Regions from separate parts of the Homo sapiens genome. Here region 2 is linked to region 1. The links are chromatin loops, found by intact Hi-C in ENCODE. Cell type or tissue: IMR-90. All regions are shown on one strand. Links, peaks and the distances in the headings refer to the core of each region. The heading gives the core; the rest is flanking DNA.

The links. Peaks named below come from ENCODE experiments on the same cell type or tissue, not always from the same donor. Only the 100,000 strongest peaks of a DNase experiment are listed, where the experiment ranks them.
Region 2: a loop joins it to region 1, with 3 times the contacts of the local background. A loop is called at or near these places in 1 of 110 quality-filtered maps.

The regions. Positions count from the first base shown.
Region 1 is chr16:86,453,642-86,456,554 of GRCh38, forward strand. No RefSeq gene overlaps it. Among named protein-coding and RNA genes, the nearest start is that of FENDRR, 54 kb to the right of the region's middle. In IMR-90, for the core only: no CTCF peak of the experiment used is centred there; a DNase peak (open chromatin) is centred at 1,720; H3K27ac peaks cover 1,752 bases.
Region 2 is chr16:86,251,118-86,254,013 of GRCh38, forward strand. All of the region lies in intron 3 of LINC01081 (long intergenic non-protein coding RNA 1081), which reads right to left. Among named protein-coding and RNA genes, the nearest start is that of LINC01081, 34 kb to the right of the region's middle. In IMR-90, for the core only: a CTCF peak has its summit at 1,734 (motif pointing right); DNase peaks (open chromatin) are centred at 754 and 1,614; H3K27ac peaks cover 1,463 bases.

The sequences.
Region 1 (2,913 bases), core at 207-2,706:
ACAAGGAGTAACCTCATTGCTAGGAAAATCTCATTACATCATCTCCCTGCTCACAACCCCCACCCCCACCTCCCCATCACCCTCAGGGGAATATCCAGGCTCCACACCAGGACCTAGAAGGCTCTGAACAGCCTGGGTTCTATCTACTTTCTACCATCACCTTTTGCTATGTGTCTTTCACATGCTTTATGTTATTTATTCATTCATTCATCTACTGTGTATTGAATGCCTACTCTGTGCCAGTCACTATTCTTCACTCCAGGCTACAATTTGAGTGAACCAGGCTCAGCCTTTGCCTCCGTGGAACTCATGATCTAGCAGAGGAGACAGACATTGGCCCAAATAACTCCACAAAATATTGCAGCAGGGAACAGGAGGTGCATTGTGCTACAAGGGTGTGCAATTGGAGGAAATGGCCTCATCTGCCAGACCAGAGAAGGTTTTCTGGAGGAGGTGATGCCTGAAGAAAGAGGAGAGCTTAAATAAGAGGAGGAGGGAGAAAAAGCATGCTATGCAGGAAGGGAAACTGCCCATGCGGAGTTGAAAGCAGAGGAGGAAAAAAACAGCGTGTCTGAAGAGGCTAGGATAGTCAATGTGTCCAAAAGGCAGAGAGCCAGAGAAAAAACTGAATGGATGAGGCTGCAAGGCTTGGAGGGGCCAAATCATCCAGGATATGTTCATATTTGACTCCTGGAAATAGATGGCTGCTGGCATTGGTCCAGGGGCTTGGGGATGTGAGAATCAGCACCTTGAACATTTTCCTGCCTTTTCCTCTTGTTGCAAAATGGCAGCCACAGCTCCAGACAGTACCTCTGCATTCCAGAAGGAGAAAGAGAAAAAGGGCCAGCATTAGCAATCTCTCAATCTCTCTCTCACACACACACACAAAGCTGAAGCTTTTCTAGAGGTTTCCCTAGCATGTGTCTCTTAAGTCTCAGTGGCCAGAACTCAGAACCAAAGTCTGTGGCCTTTCCAGCTAAGAGGAAGGCTGGGAAAGGGCATTCACCTTCCCTGCCTTGATAGCAGAGGCGGGAACAGAAGATGGCACTTAAGCATGAGTGATGCGTTTGGCAGCCAACAGTGCTTGCTGGGCTGTTTTTTGTTTTGTTTTGTTTTGTTTTGAGATGGAGTCTCACTCTGTCACCCAGGCTGGAGTGCAGTGGTGCCATCTTGGCTCACTGAAACCTCCGCCTCCTGGGTCCAAGTGATTCTCCTACTTCAGCCTCCAGAATAGCTGGGATTACAGGCACGTGCCACCACACCCAGCTAATTTTTGTATTTTTAGTAGAGACGGGGTTTCGCCATGCTGGCTAGGATGGTCTTGAACTCCTGACCTTAGGTGATCCACACACCTCGGCCTCCCAAAGTGCTGAGATTACAGGCATGAGCCACTGTGCCCGGCCCTGGACTGTTTTTAAAAGGGACGACACAACGATTGAAACCGGGCATCCAAAAGATCCTGGGCTGTGCTCTAGGGCCATCTATGCCTCTCCCAATCCTGAGTGCCAGCTCCACAATGGCCCTGCTCACCCTGCACTGTAATGGCCTGGTGGCTGTAAGTCCTTCCTGCCCCAGGTCCCCGCCATTACTCGGCACACTTGCTGATCTCTTTTATTACAGCCGTCCTGGTGAGTGTGCAGCGCTATCCCACATGGCTTGAATTTACATTTTCCAACATGAGGTGGGTTTTTTTGTCTTGGCCTACCATGACGTCTGAGTCATGGTGACGTGGGTGCCAGGAAAGCACGGTGATGTGTTTCTGCTCACAGCACGAACATTTAAACAGCTCTCTCCTTTCCCGTACTCTTCTGCTCAGTGACTGAGATTTTGCTCTGATGAGCGTGGTTTGAGTTGAGTACATATGATTTCAAGAAATATCACATCCGTGATAAGTTGAATTTACCTACCAGAGTGTGAGCCTGTGTTTACCTGATGCCAAAATCTAGATTAAACCTGAAGATTTCCATCAACCCTCCCCGTTTCCAAAGGGCCAGATGTTTGGCACTGCATAGCCAAAACATCTGCTTGGTGAGCTGAATATTTTGGTTGTCATGCTCAGATTCCCTACCATGATAACGCGAGCTCAGTGGGCGCCTGTGTCACCTCACACTCGTGCAGGGGAAAGCCACCCTGGGAAGGCCTCACTTCCACTGGATCATCAGCATCAATGAATCTGGGAAACACAGCAGGCAGCACACAGCTTGACGTGCAAGAACTTCCGCAGCCACATCCACGACCTTCCGCACATCTTACGGGGATTTTGAGTGATTACAGTATTAAACTAACAGGCTGACACATGAGCAAAATAAGTAACTTACAAAGCAAGCCTTTCCATGGCCAGACACGCCGGCAGCACGTGCAGCTGGTTTCGGAGCTGCAGCGAATATATGGAATTTCAGAATGATTTGCGTTACAGTTCCCTTAAGTAACATTATCTTGTTAAAGACATTAACCTCGGGCCTTTGCTGTTATAGATTTGCTTTTATTGTTCTCATCCTGGGGAGCAACCTGTAGGAGAGACACTCCTCCACGAAAAAGCGGTCGTGGGTCATGAAAACATTAATTCTTGAGGTGGCTGAATGGCCATCTGGGGAACGCTCGCCAGTTATGGGAAACAGACATCGCTTTGCAGAACATCTTTTTTAATCAAAAATAATTATGAAATTTCAAACGTTAATAAGCATTTCATAGTTTTGCCCAACACGATACGGCCTCAAAGAAATGTGCCCTCTGGTTGCTTTTCTTAAAAGGAACCCCTGCAGTCAGACGCTGTCCTCCAGCAGGGCTCAGGCTGTCCTGGTGCATCTCCAGGGGCTGATCTGCAGAGCTGCTGGCCCCCCACTCTGCCTCCCCACTCATTCCTCCACTCCACAAAATTCAGCTGAAAGTGAATTTTCATTTTCTTTCTTTCTT
Region 2 (2,896 bases), core at 397-2,896, 200 kb before region 1:
AATTTCAAAACCAGTAATCTGTTATGCATATGCTTACAGTGTGACTGCTCCCTCCCTCCCCTGCTCTCTCTCCCTCCTCTATCTTCCTCCCTCTCCTTTTCTCTCTCTCCCTATATTAGCTGTAGCAAGTCCCGCTTTATAAAAAATCTATATATTTCTTAAAAAACATAAGTTGGTAGCAATTACTTATTTCATTTGAAAATTGCATTGCTTTTCCTTAACAAGGTCCCTGGCATAGTGACAGCATGATTTAGTGGACAAGAAAAGCAGGAGGCACAACTAGAAAGGATTCATCCGTGTTTTGAAATGAAGCAGAGCTGTGTTTCTCATCTGGAGACCTGCTCATCTGGGTGCCCCTTACTCTGACTCCAATGAAGGTTCCTGACTCTGTCGCTGGGGTTTCCCATCCATCCAAGATTTACTGAGCCCTGTGCTGTCTTCGTGGGGCCGTGATGGTAAAGAGAACCCCATTCCCCCACCTGTGGGGGACGTTTAGTCTCATACCTCTTTACTCTTCATGAATACATGCATTTTTTTTCTCCCTGAGTTTTGAGATGTTTAAAAATTCCTTTATCTTACTTCTTGAATGCAGCATTCAATACATTGCAATAGGTAAAATGTTACCGCCGTCGATCGTGAATTCCATTGCACAATATAAAAGCCCTCATTTGCTTTCCTTTTGGATTGGATTTCGAAATGGGTCAAATGTTTACAGAAATGGCCCAAACTGTACAAATAAACTGTAGCTCTAGTGAGGGAGGCAGTTTACATTACTCTCAGTCAGATGAATATGGAAGCTGCAGCCTGTCCTTTGAAAACCACTTCAAGCACTGTGCGTGTGAGTTCTGTGCCCCGTCTGGGATCCCTCAATTCCATCAAAAAGCTTCGGGAAAGGCATGGCGATCCTATAAATCCACACATCCATCCACACCCAGCTGGGTGGCTCTTGTCCTCCACTAGGTCAAACAAACAGGGGTTTTCACCCAGGCATCCTGCAATGCCCACATGGCGTGGACCTTCCCCAAGCTCCCTTCCCTTGAGGTCACCTGCACTGCTCACTCGGAGCTGCCATTGTTCACCCGAAGCACCTGGAGAGCAGGAACTGGGCCTTGCTCTCTCATATTTGGCACATGTGGCCTGGAGCCTTTGCACATAGTTGATCTTCACTTGTTTGCTAATCCAATCCCCTATTTTACAGACGGGGAAACAGAGGCACTGAAAGTCCTGCGTGCCTTGTGTAAGTAGATGTGGGCCCTATCACCTGAGTTTCAGAACAATGCCTGTGCTGGTTATAAAGCTCTTGTCTCTCAGCTCCAGAACCATCTGCAGTGGGAATTAGAATGGGCCCCAATTCAGTATTGGGGAATACTGGAGTCCTTAAAAGAAGAAGAGATGCACAGGGAGGGGACAGGCCACAAGAGGATGGAGACAGAGATTGGAGCACTGCAGCCGCAAGACAAGGACAGCCTGGAGCCACCAGGAGCTGGAAGAGGCAGGAAGGATTCTCCCCTAGAGCACTCAGAGGGAGCTGACACATTGACTTTGGACTTCTGGCCTCTAGAATGTGGGGGAATACGTTTCTGTTGCTGTGAGTCACCCAGGTCATGGTATTTTGTTACGGCAGTCCCCGGGCCCTCATACACTGTCCTTCTGTTCTTTGCATAGTGATGCTCCAGTGGGGCTGGGCAACCCCACTTCACCATTGCCAGCTGCTCCCTGTTTGGTTACACAAATAGGGGGCGCTAGAGGGCAACGCAGGAGAAGGCAGGAGAGCCGAGCTCCTTCCCCTCCCATCAGCATCCCAGCATCAATGGGTTTCACCTTGTCAGAAGCAGCTGGTTCCACTTTCCAGAATCTCTTCCCCCATCCATGCTGCACCCCTCCACCCCCACCCTTCAGAGACGCCAGCCTCAGCTGCTTAGCTTTGTTTCCTCGAGGGTCTGGGTCTTACCTCCATAGGACCCCTCCTCCAAGCTCCCAAATTCTCCTAACCTCAACCTCTTCCCTTTGTCGTCCTAGCCCTGGAGGTGTTAGCTGAGTCCATCTGTAATTCTTGCCTCTGCAGTATCTTAAAGTTCCCTTTTGCCTCTTTTCAGTGTTCCAATAACTAGATTTTAAAACATATTTATATTAAATTCTCTGTGTTAAAATAACTGATATGTTTAATGAGTATCGAGCTTCAGTTTGGGAAGATGAAAAAGCTATAGCGATGAATAATGGTGATGGGTGCACAATAATGTGAATGTACTTAATGCCACCAAATTGTAGTTAAAAATGGTGAAAATAGTAAATTTTTTTTTTTTTTCTTTTTTTTTTTTTTTGAGATGGAGTCTCACTCTGTCGCCCAGGCTGGAGTGCAATGGAGCAATCTCTGGTCATGTCAACCTCCGCCTCCCGGGTTCAAGCGATTCTCCTGCCTCAGCCTCCCAAGTAGCTGGGATTACAGGCATGTGCCACCACGCCTGGCTAATTTTTTTATCTTTAGTCGAGACTGGGTTTCACCACATTGGCCAGACTGGTCTCAAACTCCTGACCTCAGGTGATCTGCCCATCTTGGCCTCCCAAGGAGCTTGGATTACAGGCATGAGCCACCACGCCCAGCCAGAAAATAGCAAATTTTATGTGATGACGACTTTTACCCCTCAGCCCCGTCCCCCAACACAAGGCTGGTGTTGTTTCTATTTTCCTGACTGATGTACATTATTTAAATAGTGAGGATGAAATAAACACTCCTTATGATGATAATGACAGCTATCACTTTGAACCTTTCCCATGTGCTAACCTGTACTAAGTATTTAATCATCATAATATTTTACTAACTATTCTATGGTGTCTATTTTAGTGATGGAGAAGCTGAGCCTCAAAGTGGTTATGTTGCTTGGTATTAAAGATAGCA